Linked DNA regions of Homo sapiens: regions 2 and 3 are each linked to region 1. Evidence: chromatin loops called from intact Hi-C (ENCODE). Cell type or tissue: Caco-2. All regions are shown on one strand. Each heading gives the region's core, and the rest is flanking DNA. Links, peaks and the distances in the headings are about the cores only. Region 1 has its middle 63 kb from the start of MIR1538. Region 2 has its middle 17 kb from the start of TERF2. Region 3 overlaps NFAT5 (nuclear factor of activated T cells 5).

What was found. Peaks named below come from ENCODE experiments on the same cell type or tissue, not always from the same donor. Only the 100,000 strongest peaks of a DNase experiment are listed, where the experiment ranks them.
Region 2: a loop joins it to region 1, with 7 times the contacts of the local background. A loop is called at or near these places in 2 of 110 quality-filtered maps.
Region 3: a loop joins it to region 1, with 4 times the contacts of the local background. A loop is called at or near these places in 2 of 110 quality-filtered maps.

What each region holds. Positions count from the first base shown.
Region 1 is chr16:69,498,332-69,506,776 of GRCh38, forward strand. No RefSeq gene overlaps it. Among named protein-coding and RNA genes, the nearest start is that of MIR1538, 63 kb to the right of the region's middle. In Caco-2, for the core only: no CTCF peak of the experiment used is centred there; DNase peaks (open chromatin) are centred at 3,458 and 3,960.
Region 2 is chr16:69,399,284-69,407,728 of GRCh38, forward strand. No RefSeq gene overlaps it. Among named protein-coding and RNA genes, the nearest start is that of TERF2, 17 kb to the left of the region's middle. In Caco-2, for the core only: no CTCF peak of the experiment used is centred there; DNase peaks (open chromatin) are centred at 4,682 and 5,328; H3K4me3 peaks cover 648 bases.
Region 3 is chr16:69,614,863-69,623,307 of GRCh38, forward strand. The region is part of intron 2 of NFAT5 (nuclear factor of activated T cells 5); the gene reads left to right. Among named protein-coding and RNA genes, the nearest start is that of NFAT5, 53 kb to the left of the region's middle. In Caco-2, for the core only: no CTCF peak of the experiment used is centred there; no DNase peak of the experiment used is centred there.

The DNA.
Region 1 (8,445 bases), core at 1,986-6,985:
AATGCTAACATAAGGATGGGGGTGTGGGTCAGATAAGCAGGACAGGGGAAGGGCCCCCAATCTGCGGTGGGGGTGGGGTGGCCAGGGAGCTTGGCCCTCTCCCTTCCTCCTGCCAGATCTTCCTTCCCCGACCCCACCCTGCTGCTCACGCCAGCACCACACGCTGGACCTGCACTCCCCTCTGCCGATTATTTCACTATGTGTGTGATCGGGTTTCATTTCACCAACTCAACTGTTCTGATGTCTCCTCATTCTAACACCTAGTAGCCCCTGAATTCTACATAGGATGAATGAATGAGGGAACGAATGAGATTAAGTGCACCAGGTAACAGTGAGACCCACTCCTTTTTCTCATCGTCTGTCAATCTGCTGTGCAGACCCCCCTTATCCATCTCTGTCTATGTACGATTTCTAAAATATGAGCGTTTATTTCATCGATAGGTTTTTAGAAGCAGCAGGTAGAGCGGGCTAGGAGACCCAGCATAAGGAAGTGGTTAGGAGCCTAGACTCAAGCCAGATGCCTGGGTTCAAATCCTGTCTTCCTTCTTTATCAGGTGAGTGACTTTGGGTGTGCTACTTAACCTCTCCATGCCTCAATTTCCATATCTGTCAAATGGGAATAATAACAGCACCATGCTCATAGGAGATTATTGGGCGGATTCCATGAGTTGTTATCTGTAAAGCGCATGGGACAGTGTTTGGTAAGCACTAAAAAAATGTTGGCCAGGTGTGGTGGCTCACACCTGTAATCCCAGTTCTTTGGGAAGCCGAGGCGGGCAGATCACTTGAGCCCAAGAGTTTGAGACCAGCCTGGGCAACATAGCAACACCTAGTATCTAGAAAAAAAATGCAAAAATTAGCCAGGTGTGGTAGTGCATGTCTGTAGTTCCAGCTACTCGGGAGGCTGGGGTGGGAGGATGGCTTGAGTCTGGGAGGTCAAGGCTCAAGTGAGCTGTGATTGTGCCACTGCATTTCAGCCTGGGTGACAGAGACTCTGTCTTAAAAAAAAAGAAAAAAAAAATGTTTGCTATCAAGAATTTGCTATGGGGCTGGGTGCTCATGCCTGTAATCCCACGCCATGGGGAGGCCAAGGCAGGTGGATCACCTGAGGTCAGGAGTTCAAGACCAGCCTGGCCAACATGGTGAAATCTCCTCTTTACTAAAAATATAAAAATTAGCTGGGTGTGGTGGCACGTGCCTGTTAGTCTCAGCTACTTGGGAGGCTGATCCAGGAGAATCGCTTGAACCCGAGAGACAGAGGTTGCAGTGAGCCAAGATTGCACCATTGCACTGCAGCCTGGGCGACAAGAGCGAAACTCTGTCTCAAAAAAAAAAGAAAGAATTTGCTATGGGCTAGGGCCTGAGATTCATTTGCCTGATTGCTGGGAATCAGGAGGGTGGAGAATATCATCTGTGAATAGTGTCCAGCTGATCTGACCCCTGCACACCTGAGAGCTGGAAGAGAAAGGGCTTTGTCCCCAGGAGGGGGCTGTGTGGGCTGTGGGCTTGCCTGGGGCCATTAGAGTCCAGTAACCACTTTCACGGGAACTAGAAAGGCCTTCTTCTCCCGTTGTGCTCATCTCCTTGGGGGCTCTCTGATTGCTTCTCTTGTCAGGGATCTCCCTGACCTCCTCTTCTTTGAAGCCCCTGGGCCTGGTGCCCTTTCCACTTCCTCTCACTGCTAATTGGAAGGCAGTGGGTTGGCTCCCGCAGGCGATGGTGATACTCAGTTTTGGATGGCATTGAAACTATTTCATAGACTTCATATTTGGTGAATTCTGAAGGCCAAAGGGCCTGTGTGTTGCACTTGGGTGTTCTCTGGGCCTTGACCGGAGGATCTGTTTCTTATGTTCATGGAGCTCTCGGCCGCCTCTTCCACATCTGCTGGACTAGGAATCAGGGTGGGTGCCTTAACCTCTGATGCTGTGGCATCTTGGGGAGGGGTTTTCTAACTCACGCAAGGATATTTGGTTAATTCCGCAGCTCTGAGATGTTCTTGGAAACTTGGGGGTTTTATACCATGGTGTTCTGGCCAGGTTGCTTCTGATCTGGAGGGAAAGGGAGAGGTTTCTGCCTTCTGGCCCAGGGCCCAACTCCACAGAAGGATGTACTCAATCTTAAAGAGCAAGAGGGCGGATGCGGACACGGCCTAGCCTGAGACCTCACGGGGAGCCACTGAGATGTCCCCAGATCAGAGGTAGGGGTGAAACATGTAGAGACTGACTGAGGGGCTGACCCTAGGGTCACAAGGACAGTGCAAAGTTTTGGTAGTGCTGGGCTTCCTAACAGCTGCCAGGAGATGCTGTCAACTCAGACAGTTGTCACCTCCAGCTCCCAAGACACAGCAGCAGCATGGCCATGCGGGTAGCCATCTGACCTCGACCTCTACTTACCATTCCACATTCCATGAACAAATGATGACACCACGGCCTCTCCTGTCCTGTCTTTGACAGAAGAGCCTCAGCAGTTTCCTTTTATTTTTTAACATTTTTTATTTAATTAAATTAAATAGAGAGAGAGTCTCACTATATTGCCCAGGCTGGTCTCAAACTCCTGGCCTCAAGCAATCCTTCTGCCTCTGCCTCCCAAATTGCTGGGATTACAGGTGTGAGCCACTGCACCTGGCCTCCTTTCATTTTTTAAAAACTTTTTATTTTGAAAAATTTCAAATTTACACAAAAGAAACAAACAGAATATTATAAGGAGTTCTTGCATATCTTTCACTCAGATGCATTAATAACGTCCTGTTGCATTTGTTCTCTCTTTTTTTTTTTTGAGATGGAGTTTCACTGTGTCACCTAGGCTGGAGTGTATGGGTGCAATCTTGGCCCACCGCAACCTCTGCCTACTAGGTTCAAGCGATTCTCCTGCCTCAGCCTCCTGAGTAGCTGGGATTACAGGCATGTGCCACCATGCCCAGCTAATTTTTGTATTTTTAGTAGAGACGGGGTTTCACTATGTTGGCCAGGCTGGTCTTGAACTCCTGGCCTCAAGTGATGCACCCACCTCGGCCTCCCAAAGTGCTGGGATTATCTCTTTCTCTTCCTTTCTCCATAAACGTGTGTGTGTGTGTGTGTGTGTGTGTGTGTGTGTGTGTGTTTGTATACTTTTTTTCCTGAACAACTTGAAGGTTAAGTTGTGGACACATTTATACACTAATCTTTGAGTGTGTATTTCCTAAGAACAAATCTGTTTTATTATATGACCAAAATATAATTAGAAAATATAGGAAAGTTAGGCTGGGTGCGGTGGCTCACACCTGTAATCTCAGCACTTTGGGAGGCCGAGGCAGGTGGATCACAAGGTCAAGAGTTTGAGACCAACCTGGCCAACATGGTGAAACCCTGTCTTGCCTAAAAATACAAAAATTAGCCAGGCATGGTAGCGGGCACCTGTAATCCCAGCTACTCAGGAAGCTGAGGCAGGAGAATCACTTGAACCCGGGAGGCGGAGGTTGCAGTGAGCCGAGATTGTACCATTGCATTCCAGCCTCAGCGATAAGGGCAAGACTCCATCTCAAAAAAGAAAAAGAAAATGTAGGAAAGTTAAACTTGATCCTGTTATCTAATACTGAATACTGTTATCTAATCTATAATTGGTATGCCAAATTTCACCAGTTTCCAATCACGTATCTTACAGCTATTTTTTCTCAGTCCAGGCTACAATCAGGATGCGCATTACATGTTGTTGTCAGGTGCTATTACTCTTCTTTCATCTAGAAGTGTTGCTCAATCTTTCTTTGTCTCTCATGTCCTTGGGAGTTTTCTAAATGAAAGTAAATCTGAAAGCATTCTCGTGGCTGTGACTTCTCTAAATGCTAACTCAGGGGGAAAAAAAAGGAAAGAAATACTTTTCAGTTCCTTGCCTTTGAAGCCTCCGGACAGGTGGGTTTGACAACATCTATTTTGGTCATGCCTGGGCAGTTCTGGCTTATCCATCTACACTAGTCTCAAATGATCCTGGGATTTGCTCTTGGGTACACAGTAGATGCTTAATAAGTAACTTGCTGATGTGCCAGGAGAGAAAGTGAATTGGACCACTGGGTGGAATAACTCAAATGACATTCCAGGAAGGTTTTGCTGCTGTAGATAGAGAGACAAAGGGCTGGCTCTTTCAGGCTGTGTCAGCCCAAGGGCAACATGCAGTCTTGGACTTCATTATCTTATTTCTATTACATAGTGCACTAAGGTTCTCTTTCTCCTCAAATTCCCCAGCAGGAGAGATAGGACTTTCCACTGCAGGCTGTTCAATTCACCAAGAAGAGGAAGCAAATCACAGATCCTGACAGATCCTGCTGTCAGGACTTGGCCAATTTTGAGATGTAATTAAAAAAAATTGTTTATTTTTATTAAAAAAAAAAAGAGTTGGAGTCTCTATGTTTCCCAGACTGGTCTTGAACTCCTGGGCTCAAGTGATCCTCCTGCCTCGACCTCCCAAAGAGCTGGGATTACAGGTGCTCAGCAGACATGTAATTTTTGATCTCCAGCCTGGGGTGTATACATCTGGATTATTTCCTCAGGAATAAGAGAACAGAGCCTTGAAATCAACCTGTTTGAAATCAGCCAGCCTCCAGGATGATCCCGGTCTACGGCCATAGCACCTTGAATGCATCTGATCTCATCTTTTTTTGTTTGTTTGTTTTGTTTTGAGACGGAGTCTCACTCTGTCACCCAGGAGTGCAGTGGCACAATCTCGACTCACTGCAGCCTCCCTGCTTCAAGCGATTCTCCTGCCTCAGCCTCCCGAGTAGCTGGACTACAGGTGCCCGCCACCACACCCAGCTAATTTTTTGTATTTTTAGTAGAGATGGGGTTTCACCCTGTTAGCCAGGAGGTCTCGATCTCCTGAACTTGTGATCTGCCTGCCTCGGCCTCCCAAAGTGCTGGGATTACAGGCACTACCCATCACGCCCATCCTGATCACATCTTTTCTTGGAAGCTAAGCAAGGATGGGCCTCGTTAGTACTTGGATGGGACACCAAGATGGTCCCTGCTGATCCTACCACCCCTGGTATCCACCTCTTCCTGTAGTCCCTTTCCTATGAATCAGGGCTGGCATACATGAACAATACAATAGGGTGACAGTGACTGGGTGTGACATCCGATGCTTAGTCATAAAAGATAATGCAGCTTCCACACTCATCTCTTGTCTAGCTTGTTTTGGAGGAAGCCAAGTTCTTTGAGCATACTCAGGTGTCCATGTGGACAGGACCTGAGGCGCCCAGCCAATAGCTGGCACCAACTTGCCAGCTATGTGAGTGAACCACCTTCAGTGTGGATCCTCTAGCTCCAGGCCAAGCCTTCGGATCCTTGCCACACTGACCAGCATCTGACTGCAGCCTCACGAGCAACCTGGAGGGCTCCAAACACCTGACCCTCAGAAACTGTGAGTGATAATAATTATTGTTTTCTGCCAGGCACAGTGGCTCACGCCTGTAATCCAAGCACTTTGGAGGCCAAGGCAGGTGGATCACCTGAGGTCGGGAGTTTGAGACCAGCCTGACCAACATGGAGAAACCCTGTCTCTACAAAAAATACAAAATTAGCCAGGCGTGGTGGCAGGCACCTGTAATCCCAGCTACTCGGGAGGCTGAGGCAGGAGAATCGCTTGAACTCGGAAGGCAGAGATTGCAGTGAGCCGAGATCGCACCACTGTACTCCAGCCTGGGCAACAGGAGTGAAACTCTTGTTATCTTATTATTATATATTATTATTATTATTATTGTTATCTTAAGCCATAAAGTTTTGGGGCAATTTTCTACACAGCAGTAGGTAATTCATATGATTCTCTTGAAAAGTATAAAGAGAGGTCGGGCGCGGTGACTCACGCCAATAATCCCAGCACTTTGGGAGGCTGATGCAGGCAGATTGCTTGAGGTCAGGAGTTGGAGGCCAGCCTGGCCAACATGGTGAAACCCCATCTCTATTAAAAATACAAAAATTAGCCAGGTGTGGTGGTCCATGCCTGTAATCTCAGTTACTCGGGAGGCTGAGACAGGAGAATCACTTGAACCCTGGAGGTGGAGGTTGCAGTGAGCCAAGATCACACCACTGCACTCCAGCCTGGGCGACAAGATTCTGTCTCAAAAAGAAAAAGAAAAAAAAGAAAAGTATAGGGCTGGGCGCGGTGGCTCACGCGTATAATCCCAGCACTTGGGAGGCCGAGGCGGGCGAATAACAAGGTCAGGAGATCGAGGTCATCCTGGCTAACACGGTGAAACCCCCTGTCTACTAAAAATACAAAAAATTAGCCGGGCATGGTGGTGGGCGCCTGTAGTCCCAGCTACTCAGGAGGCTGAGGCCGGAGAATGGCGTGAACCCGGGAGGCGGAGCTTGCAGTGAGCCGAGATCGCGCCACAGCACTCCTGCATGGGCGACAGAGCGAGACTCTGCCTCAAAAAAAAGAAAAGAAAAGAAAAGTATAAAGAGGCACATGACCCAGAAATTTAACTCCTAGGCATATGCCAAAGAGAAATGAAAACATGTCAGCCAGATGTGATGGCTCAAGCCTGTAATCCCAGCACTTTGGGAGGCCGAGGGCAGGCAGATCACTTGAGGTCAGGAGTTCCAGACCAGCCTGACCAACATGGTGAAACCCCATCTCTACTAAAATACAAAAATTAGCTGGGCATGGTGGTGCACACCTGTAATCCCAGCTACTCAGGAGGCTGAGGCAGGAGAATCGCTTGAACCCGGGAGGCAGAGGTTGCATTGAACCAAGATCGCGCCACTGCCCTTCTGCCTGGGTGATAGAGCGAGACTCCGTCTCCAAAAAAAAAAAAGAAAAGTCCACACCAAAACTTGTACCCGAATGTTCATAGCAACATTATTCATAATAGCCAAAAAATGAAAACAACCCAAATGTCCATCAACTGATGAATGAATAAAGGAAATGTGGGGCCAGGCGCATTGACTCATGCCTGTAATCTCAGTACTTTGAGAGACTGAGGCAGGTGGATTGCTTGAGTCCAGGAGACCAGTCTGAGCAACACAGTGAGATCCCATCTCTACAAAAAATACAAAAAGTAGCCAGATGTGGTGATTGGCATGTGCCTGTAGTCCTAGCTACTCGGGAAGCTGAGACAGAAGGATCGCTTGAGCCCAGGAGTTGAGGCTACAGGGAGCTGTGATCACGCCACTGCACTCCAGCCCGGGTAACAGAGCAAGACTCCCAACTGGGGGTGGGCAAAAAAAAAAAAAAAGGCGGCCAGGCACAGTGGCTTATGCCTGTAATCTAAGCATTTTGGGAGGCCGACACGGGTGGATCACAAGGTCAGGAGTTCGAGACCAGCCTGGCCAAGATGGTAAAACCCTTCTCTACTAAAAATACAAAAATTAGCCAGGCATGGTGGTGGGTACCTGTAATCCCAGCTACTTGGGAGGCTGAGGCAGAAGAATCGCTTGAACCTAGGAGGCAGAGGTTGCAATGAGCCAAAATTGTGCCACTGCACTCTAGCCTGGGTGACAGAGCAAGACCCTGTCTCAAAAAAAAAAAAAAAAAAAAAAGAAAAAAAGAAAAGACAAAGACAGGGAGGAGCAAAATAATGAAAGAATAATTCTAACCTACTAGACACTGTACAATGAGAATCATGAATTGTAATCCCAAGATTTTCTTGCCTTTGGGGAAGAAATTAATAGTATTAATAGAATCCAGATTCCTAATTAAGTCCTGGTGAGAATATGATGCTTCTCTCGTCTGAGAATGACAGCCATTGTCAAGAGCAGCCTTGACCCACTGAAGCTGTAGCCCAGGTGTTAAGACCAGATTTTAAAAAATCAACTCAGATTGCTGATGTTTTAGCCCAGGGCATTTGTTGTGAACTCCCTGGAATTACAGATAAAAAATGGTTCCATTTCATTTATACATACCAATATGTGGGGTTCCAAAAAGTTTTGTAATTATTACTTTCAAAATAAAATCTGATCCTACTTATTCCTGTCTCCTCATTCAAAATGTTCTTTAGAAATAATTCTTTAGCTGGGTGCAGTGGCTCACACCTGTAATCCCAGGACTTTGGGAGGATGAGACAGGCGGATCACTTGAGCTCAAGAGTTCAAGACCAGGCTGGGCAACATGGTGAAACCCCGTCTTCACAAAAAATACAAAAATTGGCCGGGTGTGGTGGCTCACACCTGTAATCCCAGCACTTTGGGAGGCTGAGGTGGGTGGATCACCTGAGGTCAGGAGTTTAAGACTGGCCTGGCCAACATGGTGAAACCTCCCTCTCTACTAAAAATATAAAAATTAGCCAGGCGTGGTAGTGTGTGCCTATAGTCCCAGCTAGCTACTCAGGAGGCTGAGGCAGGAGAATCGCTTGAACCTGGGTACAAGCTTGAACCTCAAGCAGAGGTTGCAGAGAGCCGAGATAGCACCACTGTACTCCAGCCTGGGCAACAGAGCAAGACTCCATCTCAAAAAAAAAAAAAGTACAAAAATTAGCCAGGT
Region 2 (8,445 bases), core at 2,292-7,291, 99 kb before region 1:
TGATTATAGTCCCTGCCTCACTGAATTCTTGTAAGAATGAAATGAGATCAGGCATGTTTCCAAGACTTGGCACCTGGCAAGTTGTGGCAGATGCTTTGGACTGGGTCACTCAAAACCCATCCCAACCCCTTTCTAGATTTGCTTCCTGGACTGTAGAGGATGGAAAGCTAAATATGACATTTCTCAAACACCCTTGCAGCTCTGGTTCTGTTTATGATTTGGATTGTACTGTGTGAGACTTGATAACTATGAGTCACGTGGAGGGGGAGACAGAGCAGGAAGCATCCATTTTGCTGGCACTGGTCAGGGCAGAGGCAATGCTATTCTGGAGCCAACAGCTGTGGTGGCTGCTTAGCAATTCTTTTCTTTTCTTTTTTGAGTCAGGGTCTCATTCTGTCACCCAGGCTGGAGTGCAGTGGTGCAATCGTAGCTCACTGCAGCCTCAAACTAGTGGCTTCAAACGCTCTTCCTGCTTTGGCCCCCCAAAGTGCTAGGTTTACAAGCATGAGCCACTGTGCCCAACCACAGTGTAATTTTGAAAGTCATTCCTGGATATTTATCCTAGTGTCTATTTCTTCAACTTCCCTAATGAGTCCATGAGCTATCCATACCCCTTAATAAATCCTTTTATGTTTAAATTAGCAAGAGTGAAATCTGTTTTCTGCAACAAAGAAAACTAACCAATACATACATTCAATAAATGTTAGCTCTTACTATTATTTAAAATACTTCATCAAAGGTTTAGTAATAATGGAAGTAATTACATTTCAGGAAAGGAAATTTTAAATTGGCTACTAGATAGGACTATATAAAATAACTTCTGGAGTAGTACTGTCCCACAGAACTTGCTTTTTCTTTTTCTTTTTGAGACAGTCTCACTCTGTCACCCAAGCTGGAGTGCAGTGGTGCCATCATAGCTCAATGCAGACTTGAACTCCTGGGCTCAAGTGATCTTCCTGCCTCAATCTTCCAAATGGCCTCCCAAAGTTCTGGGGTTACAGACGTGAGCTACTGAGCCTGACTTGAATTCACAATATCGGCTCACTGCAACCTCCACCACCCAGGTTCAAGCGATTCTCCAGCCTCAGCCTCCTGAGTAGCTGGGATTACAGGTGCCTGCCAACACGCTCGGCTGATTTTTGTATTTTTAGTAGTGACAGGGTTTCACCATGTTGGCCAGGCTGGTCTTGAACTCCTGACCTCAGGTGATCCACCTGTCTCAGCCTCCCAAAGTGTTGGGGTTACAGGCGTAAGCCACTGCGCCTGGCCAGAACTTTCTTTAATGATGGACATGTTCTGTATTCGCACTCAATATGGTAGCCACTGATTATATGTGGCTTTTGAGCACTTAAAATGTGGCTTCTATAACTGAGGAACTGAATTTTTAATTTGATTTAACTTTAACACACTTAAGTTTAAAATTAAATAGCCACTTGTGGCTAGTGGCTACTGTGTTAGATAGCACAGTCTTGAGTATCCCAGCCCTACCTTTCACAAGGGTGTTTTACAGCTCTCTCTCTCTCTCCCTGGCCAAGGAAACATCTTCAGTCAGTTCTTCCACAAGCCCCAGTCTCAGGGCCACACCATAATAATCTACAGAGGTGCAAAATGCCCACGATGATGACAATTTTTAAACGGTAAATTTAGAGTTTCATTGTACCTAAACCTCATTCTAAGATTGCATATTGACTTTTTATTTGCACGACCGAATGTTTATTGACTATAAGGTACTTGTATGTGTGTATAATGAGAACTGTACAAGAATGTTTACTGAAAAACCAAACACCGCATGTTCTCACTCATAGGTGGGAATTGAACAATGAGAACACGTGGACACAGGAAGGGGAACATTACACACCAGGACCTGTTGTGGGGTGGGGGGAGGGGGATAGCATTAGGAGATATACCTAATGTTAAATGACGACTTAATGGGTGCAGCACACCAACATGGCACATGTATACATATGTAACAAACCTGCACGTTGTGCACATGTACCCTAAAACTTAAAGTATAATTAAAAAAAAGTTTACTGAAGCATTGTCTATAGTAGACAAAGGTTGGAATTAATCTAAATGCCTATCAAAAGAGAAATAGCCAAGCACAATGGAATATTGTATAAAAGTTAAAAAGGGCCGGGCACAGTGGCTCACACCTATAACCTCACCACTTTGGGAGGCCAAGGCAGGCAGATTGCTTGAGCCCAGGAGTTTGAGACCAGTTTGAGGAACATGACAAAACCCTGTCTCTGCAAAAAATACAAAAATTAGCAGGGCATGGTGGCATGTGACTGTGGTACCAGCTGCTTGGGAGGCTGAGGCAGGAGGGTCACTTGTGCCCTGGAGGTGGAGGTTGCAGTGAGCCAACACCATGCCACTGCACTCCAGCCTGAGTGACAGAGGGAGACCCTGTCTCAAAAAAAAAAAAAAAAAAAAAAGAATGACTATCTATAATAATCGTATAAAGTGTTCAATATTATATTATTGAGTGAAAAGAATCAAACTGCAGAATAATATATAGAATATAATTTGTTTTCTTAAAAACATGCATGTAAAAATACTACATGTTTATTTTCTATGAGTACATTTATATGTATGCAAAAGTATACTGAAAAGTCAGTGAGGATAGCCTCAAAACTCCTAGAAGTGATTTTTTTAGAGGAAGGGAGAAAGGAACTGGCGTTGTGGGGAGTGATTAAAGAGAACCAAAACTTTGTCTGCAATGCTCTAATTTTTTTCAAAAGGGAAGAATGTATTACCATATATTCACTAGTAATTAAATGCTAATAAAAATACAAAAAAAATAATGGTAGACTTTTAAAGGGGTAGCTTACTGTGAAATAAGATGAATAATTATAAATTTGTTATTCAAAGCCAAATTTTTTTTTTTTTTTTTTGCCTGACTAGTGGTCAAAAGGAGTCAGTAATCAGAGCCATCATCCAACAACTCTAGGAACCTTCTGGAACACAGACATTCACAAAAAGAGTGCAGATTTCAGTGAAACTCCTCTTCCACGTGTCACTTTTTCATGTTATATACATAAACCCACATAATGGACCATAAAAGTTTCATAGACCTTCCTTGTCACACAACCAAGCAAATGTACAACTCAAAGGAAACCAGGAAAAGACACAAGAGGTGTCCAAGTTCAGCTTCAGGAGGTCTCTTTTCTATGCTCTTCCACTCCCCCCCTTCCTCCCACACAGATGTTCCCTATAAATGAGCTTGGCTCTATGCAGCTCATATCAGAATGGGATTGTCCAAAACAGTTTGAAGAGAGGAACTCACACTTCCTGAAATGATTATCTCTTGACATAAATTCAAATTTAGGAAGGAACCGTCTAAGCCTTTTATAAATACCCATGATGCCCATATGTGACTCAAGACTGATTTTGTTTCCTCCTGTCCTCTTGGTACCTCTTTTATCTTACTATAGTGATGCTATGGCTTCGGTTCATGACTACAGTGAGTGACAGCTGGGATCTGGCCCTTTCCTCCTGCCCCAATTCATAAATGGTGGGCGTTTCTCATATCTCGAGGGCCCAGGTGCTTGGAAATACTGCCAAATATTCCTTTCAACTTAAAAAAAATGTAATTATACTGGATTAGGTTATGCATTCACATAATTTAAAAATTCTGAGGATACAAAGAGTATAAAGTGAAATTTGTTTCCCCATCTATGTTGTCCAGTTGCCCAGTTCCCTTCCCCAGTTCTACCAGTTCCTAGAATACCTTCCCCTAGATAGATATTTTGTACATGTTTAAAATAACATGTTTTAAATATTTTTAGTAGAGACAGGGTTTCATCATGTTGGCCAGGCTTGTCTTTACAGGCCCAGCATGGTGGCTCACGCCTATAATGCTAGCACTTTGGGAGGCAGAGGCGGGTAGATTGCCTGAGCTCAGGAGTTCAAGACCAGCCTGGCCAATGTAGTGAAACTCCGTCTCTACTAAAATACAAAAAATTACCCAGGTGTGGTGGCGCATGCCTGTAGTCCCAGCTACTTGGGAGGCTGAAGCATGAGAATCTCTTGAACCCGGGAGGTGGAAAGTGCAGTGAGTTGAGATCGTGCCAGTGCACTCCAGCTTGGATGACAGGATGAGACTCTGTCTCCAAAAAAATTTTAAAAATAAAATAACACATTTATATTTTCTCCCCTCCTTTTATTTTTTTATTTTACATTAGCAATAGAACACTATATGGGCCAGGTGCAGTGGCTCATGCCTGTGGGCCGAGGTGGGTGGATCACCTGATGTCAGGAGTTCAAGACCAGCCTGGCCAACATAGTGAAACCTCGTCTCTATTAAAAATACAAAAATTAGCTGAGCGTGATGGTGGGCGCCTGTAATCACAGCTACTCGGGAGGCTGAGGCAGGAGAATCGATTGAACCCGGGAGGCAGAGGTTGCAGTGAGCTGAGATGGCGCCATTGCACTCCAGCCTGGGCGAAAAAGCGAAACTCCATCTCTATCTCAAAAAAAAAAAAAAAAAAAAAAGAAAAGAAAAAAAAGAAAGAAAGAAAAAGAAATTAGAGAAGTATCTGGGATTTAGAAAGTTCAGAAAACTTGGAGAAGGGCCTTTGGCCCATGCGGTGGTTACTGAGATGCTCATTGTTTACGTGCAGTTGACTTCAAGATAGAAGGTTCAACCTCAGTGTCAAGCTCAACCTCCAGGACCCTCTTGGAGACTTCCAAGACCTAGGATGGCTGGGCATTCAGTGCTTTGGGAGCTGCCATCCTTCACCTGCTAGGGTTCTGTGTGGGATCGGGGTGGGGGTCTCTGTTACTCAGGAAACTGCCCTCCCTTCCTCCCAATTAGATTTGCACTTTATTACTTTTTTTCTTTAGCTTTTTTCGAGATGGACTTATACTTAAAAAAACCTGCTCTTAGATAATGGGTGGCAGGGGGGTAGAGGGGATTTGAGAAGACCTGGAAAATTCCCAGGTCTCCACTAAATAAGAAAACTGGAGAGTAAGGGGACTGGAGAGGAACGGAGAAAGAAATGTATTTTCTTTTCTTCTTGTAATCAGAACTGTAGCTTGCAATATTTTTTTCCCAAGCTTCTAAGAGAGTTTTGCAAACAATTGGAGTAATTAAAAGTTCTCAGAAGTAGCCGATGGTGCCCTTTTCACCGAGGGAATGTGGGCCAAGCATGATATATTAAAAGAGAGGGAGCTGCTCTATTGAAGTTAAAAATAATCTGTCACATGGCTAATTTGTTGGAATGCAGCAATAAAGGGCTGTGGGCAGAGGGAGAGCTGGAAGCAGCTGGGAAGTTTGCAGGCAGAGTGCACGCCCTGGGGACTGTGTTTGTAGGGAGAGAAAACAGTGTTACAGCTGCCTTAGGGCACCTTATCAGAAAACCCACAAAATGGGCAGGAAGAAGGAAGAGTAGGTTTGAGTCCAGAGCATGACCTTTGGGCTTATCAGACAGTGAAGGGATGGGTCAGAACTTGTCACCTGTGTTCACGGGATGCTGATTCACTCAGCAAGGATGAAGTCTTTTCAGATCCCCCTGCATTTGAATCCGTTTCAAAGGAATACATAATTCAAAGGAAGCTTTTGATCCGAAATCCATGGGAAAACCAATCTATAGGGTCTTGAGCGAAAAAAGTTCAAGCCAGGAATACAAATCCTAGTTTGGGGGATTGGGGATATTATAATTTTTGAAATGTTAGAGTTGAAAGAGAGAAAACAAATTATTTAGTATAATCCCTGAATTTTCCCTTCCTTCCTTCCTTCCTTCTTTCTTTCTGTCTTCTTCTTTTTTTTTTTTTTTTTTGAGACAGAGTCTTGCTCTGTTGCCTGGGCTGGAGTGCAGTGGCTCGATCTTGGCTCACTGCAACCTCTGCCTCCCGGGTTCAAGTGATTCTCCTGCCTCAGCCTCCTGAGTAGCTGGGACTACAGGCATGCACCACTGCGCCCACCTAATTTTTGTATTTTTAGTAGAGATGGGGTTTCACCATGTTGGTTAGCCAGGATGGTCTCGATCTCTTGACCCTGTGATCTGCCTGCCTCGGCCTCCCAAGTGCTGGGATTACAGGTGTGAGCCACCACGCCCGGCCTACTCCCTGAATTTTCTACATGAGGCAACAGGCTCAAAGAGGTTGATTTGCTCAAGGTCACTCAACCAGCAAGTAACAGAGCTAGATTCAAACCCAGGTCTTTAGCTAGAAAGGAAGGGCATAGTGGTTAGCAAATATAGGGTTCAGAATGCCCTGATGTCAAATCCTGGCTCTACCAGCAGGACCCTTGGGCAAGTTTCTAACTCCTCTCAGTGTTAGTTTCATCATCTGTAAGATGGGAATAACAATAGTACCCACTAGAATTGCTACAATGTATGTAAAGTGCTAAGTATGACATCCAGCCTAGAGGAAAGGCTTAATCAAACACTAGATGTTATCATGCCACAGCTTTTTCATCACCCTGCATCAAATTTCTAGAGCTTTCCGCAGATTAACTTGTCCAAACATCCTCTTTGGTTTGGGTGGGATTCTCTTTCTCCCTTTCCCACCTCCAACTCTCACCCATTATATATAAAGAAAAAGAGGGTGGCCGAACTTTAACCTCTCTATCCTCTGGTAGACACTTTCGCTAGCATTTCCTACATTGTAACACACCCATGAGACTTGTTTTCTCTTAAGCTACATGCCCTCCGGCCTGTATTTTCAGTATGGTTTCCAAGTTGCTGACAGGCAGAAACGGTGCCAACATGAAGAAGCAAGTATTGCTGCCCCAAATGCAGCAGCAAGATGTGTTTGAATGTTTTAGAATAGATGATCATTTTTCAAATTCATAATGGGCACCGCTCACAGAGGGGGCTCTTAACATACAAGGCAGGTCTGGGCTCATAGTTAGCACTTCTGGAAAGTGGAGGCCGAGTTCTGTGTGTGCACATACCAAAGAACAGGAGCCTACCTCCAGCAGCTTGGGCAAAAGCAAAGGTGAATTTAGTGGCTCAAGTAACCAGAAGACCAGATTTCATTGATGACTAGATTCAAGTGTTCACTAATTAGACACATTTCTGCTTTGTTGGGCTCCATTCTTCAGACTGATTCTTTCTACTTGGCAGAAAAAAAAACATCTACAGAGAGTCTAACCTTTACTTTTTCTCCAGGTTAGTTTTTTTTTTTTTTTTTGAGACAAAGTTTTTGCTCTTGTTGCCCAGGCTGGAGTGCAATGGTGTGATCTCGGCTCACGGCAACCTCCACCTCCCGGGTTCAAGTGATTCTCCTGTCTCAGCCTCCTGAGTAGCTGGGATTACAGGCATGCGCCACCACGCCCAGCTAATTTTATATTTTTAGTAGAGATGGGGTTTCTCCACTTTGGTCAGGCTGGTCTCGAACTCCCGAACTCAGGTGATCCACCTGCCTCGGCCTCCCAAAGTGCTGGGATTACAGGCTTGAGCCACTGTGCCCAGCCCTGTTTTTTTTTTTGTTTTTTTTTTTTTGAGATGAAGCCTCTCTTGATTGCCCAGGCTGGAGTGCAGTGGCATGATCTCTGCTCACTGTAACCTCCGCCTCCCGGGTACAACCAATTTTCCTGCCTCAGCCTCCCGAGTTAGGGCTACAGGTGTGTGCCACCACACCCGGCTAACTTTGTATTTTTAGTAGAGATGAGGTTTCACCATGTTGGCCAGGCTGGTCTCAAACTCCTGGTCTCGTGATCTGCCCGCCTGGGACTCCCAAAGTGCTGGGATTACAGGCATGAGCCACCCTGCCCAAACTGGTCAGTATTCTTAAGGAAAGTATGTCACGCCTCCCTGAGTTGTCTTTCCCTGATTGGCTGCTTTAAATCACATGCCTATTCCTGAAACAATAGGGCTAGGAGAACAGGCTTCTCTGATTGGACAGAGTGGATCACATGCCCAACCCTTGTCACCAAGGGAAGGCGGAGCATACTGATTGGCAGCACCACTACTTCACACAGAATGGAAGAGGAACAGTTCCTAAAAGAAAAATTGGAGCTACAGAAACCAGAAGACAGGGAAAGGGATACAAAAGTCCATGACAAGACCTACGTGCATTTTCCTTGGATGGTGGTTCATAGCTTGCTTCACATCCTCAAAGTTATTGTATAATCCAAGAAATAGTAAGACTTTTGGGGCCAGGCACGGTGGCTCATGCCTGTAATCCCAGCACTTTGGGAGGCCGAGGCGGGTGGATCATTTGAGGTCAGGAGTTCGCGACCAGCCTGGCCAACATGGTGAAACCCTGGCTCTTCTAAAAATACAAAAATTAGCCGAGCATGGTGGCGGGCGCCTGTGATCCCAGCTACTCGGAAGGTTGAGGCAGGAGAATTGCTTGAACATGGGAGGCGGAGGTTACAGTAAGCTGAGACTGCACCACTGCACTGCACTCCAGCCTGGGTGACAAAGCAAGGCTGTTTTCTTAAAAAAAAAAAAAAAAAAAAAAAAAGAATTTTTGGAGAAGAAAATGCTTCCTCCT
Region 3 (8,445 bases), core at 1,066-6,065, 120 kb after region 1:
ATGGTTTTCTTTTTCCTTTTTTTTTTTTTTTTGAGACAGAATCTTGCTCTGTTACCCAGGCTGGAGTACAGTGGTACGATCTTGGCTCACTGCAGCCTCCTCCTCCTGGGTTCAAGCAATTCTTGTGCCTCAGCCTCCTGAGCAGCTAGGGCTATAGGCACCCACCACCACTCCCAGCTAAATTTTTTTTTTTTTTTTTGAGATGGAGTCTCACTGTTGCTCAGGCTGGAGTGCAGTGGCGCGACCTCGGCTCACTGCAACCTCCTCCTCCTGGGTTCAAGAGATTCTTCTGCCTCAGCCTCCCAAGTAGCTGGGATTACAGGCACGTGCCACCATGCCTGGCTAATTTTTGTATTTTACTAGAGACGACGTTTTGCCATGTTGGCCAGGCTGCTCTCGAACTTGTGACCTCAGGTGATCTGCCTGCCTTGGCCTTCCAAAGTGCTGGAATTACAGGCATGAGCCACCGCACCCAACCCATGCTGTCTTTTGTGTCCTTTTGATATGCCCCCGTAATTCTTTGAGTACTTTCTTACCTTTAGCAAAACAAGACATTCCAGGTTCATCTTGTATTTTGCCTGTCCCAGCCCTGATACTATTTCTCTGAAAAGCCCTGGTTACTTTTGGGGTGCTGCTTCTCCTAGGACCTTTCAGAGGACAGAAGCTAGGGAATATATGTATATTTATATGTCTGTACACACACACACAGGTATATATACACATTTATACCTATATTTTTCTATCTGTACATATTGACTGATGAGTTCACATCAGTACCTCCCGTTGCAATGCAATACCGTAGGGTTCCTTCTTCTTTTCTCTCTCTGTTTGTAACTCACTGTTTGACAAACTTGATTTCCTTTCATCTTATTGAGAAACTTGATTTCCTTTCATCTTACTATGTTTACTTATTTGATCAATCTCCTGTTGTAACCAATCTCCCATTGCTACTGCCTCCTGCTTTCTGACACATTAATACCCTAATTACCCAACTTGGCCTCTCATAGCTTGCCTCCTACATGGATGCTCTTGACACCTGGGGCTGTCCTCCTGCTCTCCTGTGAATACCCTCCAGTCTACTTGGTTTCTTACTCCCCACTTTGGGCAGCCCTACTAGGTAGATAGCCTCCTATCTTGCTCATCCTGCTAGGATTTTGAATCCTACCTAAAACTGCCCTTTGCTTCTGCTCCCTCAACCCCGATAGATGTCTTCCCTACCCCATTTGAACTCCAACACCCCATGCCAGGCTGCCTATCTACGGAAATGCCCTCTTTAGTCAGTCTTCTACTTTCCCACCGTAGGCAACCCTTCTACACAGATGCCCTCCTTATTCAGCTCAGGCTCCAAGGCCTCACATGCCCTCCTCACCCTGCTTGGATTGTAACTCCCCGTGCTGGGCTCCCCCTCTCTTGCCCAGTGAACACACTATTTATACCTGCCGGGTAACCTCTGATAACCAACCTTAGGCAATCCTTCTATGTGGACATCCTCATTACTACTTAGGTTATGATACCCTCTGTTGGTTGCCCCTTGCATGGATACCCTCCTCACCCTTCTCTGGCTCTGGCATTTTATCCTGGGCTCTCCCTGCTCACTCCACAGAGATCCTTCTCATTCTATTCATGCTTTTACTCCTTGGGCTAGGCTGTCCATCCATATGGAGATTTGCGTTCTGTTTGGGTTCCCACCTCCCACCCTAGGCAGACCCCCTGTGCATCAGCCTTCTTTCTTGCGTGGATGCTGTCCTCATCCCACCTCTTGGGCACTAACATCCCAACCTGAGCCATCCTCCCCTGCACAGATATTCATATATTCTTCACCCTGCTTAGGCTCTGACACCACACACTAGGCTGTCCTATATAGATACTTTCTTCATGTTGCTCAGACTCTGCATCTAGAATATCTCTTGCCCCTCTCATCCACTCATTTATGTCCTCCTCACCCTGCTTAAGCTCTGAAATCCCTTCCCAGGCCTCCCCCTATTCTCTATAGGTATCCTTCCCCCTCCCCTCTAGGCTTCTGATACCCTCCTTTGAGCCCTCTTATTCCTCTTGGACTCCATCTGAGTCCAAAGTTCTTTTTTTTTTTTTTTTTTCTTTGAGATGGAGTCTGGCTCTGTCACCCAGGCTGGAGTAAGTGGCGCGATCTCGGCTCACTGCAAGCTCCGCCTCCCGGGTTCACGCCATTCTCCTGCCTCAGCCTCCCGAGTAGCTGGGACAACAGGCGCCCACCATCACGCCCGGCTAATTTTTCTATTTTTAGTAGAGATGGAGTTTCACCGTGTTAGCCAGGATGGTCTCGATCTCCTGACCTTGTGATCCGCCCGCCTCGGCCTCCCAAAGTGCTGGGATTACAGGCGTGAGCCACCGTGCCCAGCCTCAAAGTTCTTAAAGCTCTATTGAAAAGGTACTCTTGTAAGATATCTAAAAATTATAAATAAACCATAAATGTTTTACTCAGTGGTGTATGGATTCTTGATAACTAGAGAGTTTTGTTCCTTCTAGGATAGACTCAAGAAATTTCTTCAGAAAATAACAAAGAAATTTAAAATATAATCAGAATAGTTAGGTGACTGGTATATTCCATTCTGTCTTTCATGCTAAGAGGTTATTTAGAGAACAATTTTCTTTTCTTTTTTTTTTTTTGAGACAGGGCCTTGCTCTGTCACCCAGGCTGGAACGCAGTGGCACAATCATGGCTCACTGCAGCCTTGACCTCCTGGGCTCAAGCAGTCCTCCTACCTCAGCCTCCCGAGTAGCTGGAACTACAGGCTTGCACCACCTCACCTGGCTAATTTTTGTATTTTTTTGTAAAGACAGGGTCTTGCTGTGTTGCCTAGGCTGGTCTCAAAACTCCTGGGCTAAAGTGATCCTCCCAACTTGGCCTCCCAAATGCCTGGATTACAGGCATGAGCCACTTTGCCTGGCTGAACATAATTTTAAAGTTTTTGAGTGAAAAATAATACCTAGTAGAAAAAAGATATGTTATACTATATTAAATTGTCTGTGGAAGGCCGGGCACGGTGGCTCATGCCTATAATCCCAGCACTTTGGGAGGCCAAGGTGGGCGGATCACCTGAGGTCGGGAGTTCGAGACCACCCTGACCAACACATGGAGAAAACCTGTCTCTACTAAAAATACAAAATTAGCTGGGCGTGGTGGCGAATGCCTGTAATCCCAGCTATTTGGGAGGCTGAGGCAAGAGAATTGCTTGGACCGGGGAGGTGGAGGTTGCGGTGAGCTGAGATCGTGCCATTGCACTCCAGCCTGGGCAACAACAGCGAAACTCCATCTCAAAAAAAAAAAAAAAAACTCTGTAGAACTCAAGTTAGTTTTCTTCTTCCCCAAATTGATATAATTTATACTGCTGTATATTATTTAAAATTACTTTAAAACACTAGATTGTTTTAGGAAAACAGTAATTAAATACAGCCTGGCAGAAGTGCTATGAATAAGTAAATATGTGGCAGCAGACTAGTAAATTGGCTTAAACTTAGAAATTGAGAAAAATTTGTTAAGACAGAGCATTACCTACCAGTTATTCTTGGACTGCATACTCTTTTAGAAACTGAATATCCAGTGGACCTGCAGCCAGTACATTTTTTCCAGTAGAGATGCCAAGTATGATGACTGTCAAGCTTGAAGTGTTTTTAACAAAATGAATGCTGTCTCTCTTCAATGCAGAACGATGTTGGCACATTGTAGATGCCAGGCATTTTGTTTTAGAATATTTAATGTGAAATTATAACCTTGGAATTTACCAGCTGATTGAGATAGTTAATGGAGAGGTGGAAGAGTAAGGCATTTCATTCCCAAACCATTTTCTGAAGGTTTTTTCTAACTCTTTCAGATTCCAAGAGTAGCTTCACATTTAGAGGTTTTTTTTAAAGTAAAATCTAATATTTAAAAAAAGATTAAAATGTTTAGAAATGGATTTTTCAGGATTATAATGTTTGCATTTCATATCAGAGAGCATTCATTGTTTGAGTAACTAATATCTGTTGTGAGCATTAGTTTACTTCTTGTTAGATTTTTAAAGCATTCCCAACACAAAGGAACATTCTTTTTTACCACAGATATTTATTTCTCTTTAGCTGCTTACTTGACAACGAAACAGAAACATCTTATTTACGGAGCTTTTTTCCCCGTTTTTATTATCCACCTCTGTATAGATGCAAGTCCATAGTATTAGTTGTACAACTTTATTTTACTATTTGAAAGTAAATAAGACAGTCTTGAGAAAAGTCATAAAGTAGATGGGCTCTCTCTGACTATTTTGATTTTTACTCTCTGACCCGAAAGCAGTTGAACACCAAATGCCAGCTCTTAGGTCAACAAGGGTGAGGTAGGGAGGTAGGGATGAAAATTCTAAGAAAGAATAAGAACTTAGACTTCTTTTCAAGAGATCAACTTATTTAAGCCTTGTAGCATCTCTGTGAGGCTGTGCTCTATCCGTGTATAGCCCTAATTTTGTTGTATATATTTTATTTGATTATATACTTCAGTAAAAAGAACACCTGTGAACCCATTGTGTAGCTCAGCTTATTTCTACTCCTCCTGTCTCCCATCAAAGGAAGCCGCTGTCCTAAACTTTATCATCTTTCTCTTATCACATGTGTTTTTCTTTTTTTACTATAATACAGATATCACATTCTTTATTGATAAAACCTACCTCATAGGATTGATTGTTTTGAGGTTAAATGAGAAAAATACATATACTGAGCCTGGCCCTGCAAAGTGCTCAAAAAATAGTAGCTGTAATTATGTTATTAATGTTGTTATTTTGCTGAGTGAGTACAGCATGAAAAGCATGTCTTTTCCCAGCTGTTTCCTGTGGCTTATCTCCCTGCACTCTTGAGGTCTTTTCATCTCTTCCTGGAATGACCAGTAACAGTAAAGCAGTAGAGAAGGGGATTTGGGTGATCAGCTCTTTGGACATAGAGTGCCCAACTGAGAAGAAACAAACAAATAAAAAATTAAGTTGCCCTATTAAATTACCAATTTTTTTCTTCTCTCTCACTGTCCTGTGCCTCAGAATAGGATTTCTGCCTACTTTAAATTTGACCCACTGTAGTGAAATTCTTCCACCCTCTTGTAGACAGTGTTGAATAATAAAGGATTGAATTAACCCAGAAATAATCAGTGACATAAATGGATCTATTATAGTTTACAGAATGACTAAACAAGCCAACCAGTCAGTGCATTTTTACATTGTTTTCCTTTCCACCCAACATTGGGAAGCATTAATTTATTTTCAATATCTGAAAATGTTGATTTCATTCTTCTATTTCCTTTTTCCAGTTGCCCTGGGCTCTATGAGAATGCACCAGCATGGGACAGATTCTTGATCTTCTGAACTTGCTTCCCTTTCTGCCTATCTACTTTTCTTATACACATATTAATAATTTATGTTAATGGAGTTATTATATCGCACTTGCCCTAATTCTACTACATGGATACTTAAGCAGTGCACTTACCGTGGCATTTTGGTCAACTAAAATTTTTAATGAAATTTAGGTGAGTTGATTACACATTATCGCACAAATTATTAGCAGCATTAATAGAAAAAATATATCAGAAAATAATCAGGTCAGGCATGGTGGCTCACGCCTGTAATTCTAGCACTTTGGAAGGCCAAGGCAGGAGGCTTGCTTGAGCCCAGGAGTTCAGGACCAGCCTGGCCAACATAGCAAGACCGCGTCTCTACAAAAAAATTGAAAAGGTAACTGAGCATGTCTGAGAAAAAATAAATAAAAAGAAAATAATCACCCTAGTCTTGGCCGACTGAAGAAAGAGTTCCTTAGAACACAAAAGTAAAATCACTTCTAGATTAAAAAAGAGAGAGAGAGAGAAATAGAGTGAGTACATGTAAGTTTATTGCACAAGAGCAGATTTTACCAGCTCTTACATTAATCCTTGTTAAGTTTCATCTCCTTCCTTTGGGCAGATATTCCAGTCTTTCATGATCTGTGATGAATTATGACATAAGATTTAATCCCTTTTAAGCCTATGTCATTTGAAAAGTCATATCTTTGTTCAAGTTGTGATATAACCACCTTCTTCCAGATTGAACCTATACATTTTTTGGGTACTGTTGTTTAGAAGTCATCTATTTTATTAAGTCTATATTTCTTCTTCTTGTTTACAATAACTTATAAAGATTTTTATCACATATTTTACTGAATTTAGGATAACTGCCTGCAGCATTTTCCTGATCCTCTAGTAGAAGAGCCTTAAAAGACAAATTAGTTTGCAGCTTGGCCTTCTTTATATATAGAAGCTATGTGAAGAGAGATGGTTTTGTCCATGAAGTTTATTAGAGCACTGTTAGATACCCTGCTTGTTCTTGTCTAATTCTTTCTTGTGCTTCTTCTATTACTCTCTTCCTTTAAAAAAAAAAAAACAGCTTTATTGATATATAATTTACATACTATAAAGGTTACCCATTTAGAGGGTACAATTCAGTGGTTATTAATGTAAATACAGAGTTGTGTAACCATTGCCATTTTTATCACTCCAAAAAGAAACCTTATCTAATACCCATATCCCTTCTCTCTCACTTTCTCTCACTCTCTTTTCTCTCTCATCTAAGTGATTTTGCTTTTGTTTTCTAAGGAAGTCTTTCCTCAGAAGCTGCCTTTCCATTAGGGATTTCCCATTCTGTTTCTTCGTATCTTGTGTTTATAAACCTGGAATTTCATTATTCTCTTATATTTCTGAACTGATTTAAAAGATAACATAAGAAAAATAGATACTGTGGCATAACATGAAGTAGCCGGCACTTATTTAGGACTGTCATTTTCATAGATTTAAAGTACATATGGGCCAGGTGCAGCTCATGTCTGTAATCCAGGCACTTTGGGAGGCTGAGACAGGAGGATCACTTGAGTCCAAGAGTCTGAGACCAGCCTGGGCAACAGAGGGAGACTCTGTCTCTACAAAAAGTTTTTTTAAAAAAATTAGCCAGTGTACATTTGTGGTCCCAGCCACTCGGGAGGCTGCAGCAGGAGGATCTCTTGAGCTCAGGAGTTGGAGGCTGCAGTGAACTTTGATTGTGTCTGTATACTCCAACCTGGATGACACAGTGAGACCCTGACTCAAATAAAATAAAATAAAATAAAATAAATAAAGTGCATATGCTCTTATTCAGGATTTCTTTCATTGGCTAGTGGAGACTGTAAAAGCATTTAATTTAGATTGAATTTAGGGTTGAATAGCAGTATTAATAGCATAATTTATATTCCTTTAATCTTTCGGTATCCCATGGGAAGCAGATTTAGGAGAAAGGCCAGTGGCTGTGTTCAGATTGTATGGTTATAGTTTAGAGGGAATATCTTTGGGGTACTGGGGTAAAAGAAGAGTTTAAATGATGATTTAAGTCTTAGAGAAGTTATTTAAAGTAGCAGAACCAAACCAGTTATGTCTGAAATAAAATCCTGTGCTGGTAATGACTATATGAACTGTAGCTTCCCTTGGATAGGCATGATAAACTTCTGGCAGGCTGACTTCTTTTATTTCCAAACACTTGAGTCAGTTAATCAGAAAACATCTTTGGTGAAGGAATCCATGCTTCCTATACCTTCCACTTGACCTTGCATTTTACTTGTTTGTTTTGAGGGGCAGACTTTGGAGAGGGGTGGAATATAACAAGTTCTGCATTTAATTTCTTTCCATGTACTTTTTAGTAACATTACTATCATACCTCTAGTGGAGAGGTATGATACCTCAACTTTATACCCTTCTTTGGGAAAGTTAGAGTGTTTCAGTCCACAAAGTTTTGCTTTGATTTGATTAATTTATTTTAATAATTGGAGAAATGGAGATAAAATCCTGATTAGTAACATGCTATTAGTGATTGGGCTATTACTAGGATAAATTTTTTTCCATCACATAAATCATAAATGCATTTGGGTAGATCTTTTTCTCTTTTTATCGAATCTGTTTCTTTCAAATTTCCTTTTTGTTTGGGAAAAAAAAAAAAAAGAAAAAAATAGACTCGAGGCTGGGTGTGGTGGCTCACGCCTGTAATCCCAGCACTTTGGGAGGCCGAGGTGGGTGGATCACCTGAGGCTGGGAGTTCAAGACCAGCCTGACCAACATGGAGAAACCCCGTCTCTATTAAGAATACAAAATTAGCCAGGCATAGTGGTGTATGCCTATAATCTCAGCAACTTGGGAGGCTGAGGCAGGAGAATCACTTGGACCTGTGAGGCGGAGGTTGTGGTGAGCCAAGATTGCACCATTGCACTCCAGCCTGGGCAACAAGAGAGAAACTACATCTCAAAGAAAAAAAATGGACTTGAGTGTGTTTCTCTCTTATGTCTAAGGAACTCTTATTTTCAACCTGGAATGAGAAAGATAATTGTATTACAATGAATATTTGGTGATAATGGCATTTCTGTTTTAATTAGGTTCTCCCTATCTCTACTCCCTCCATATTGTTT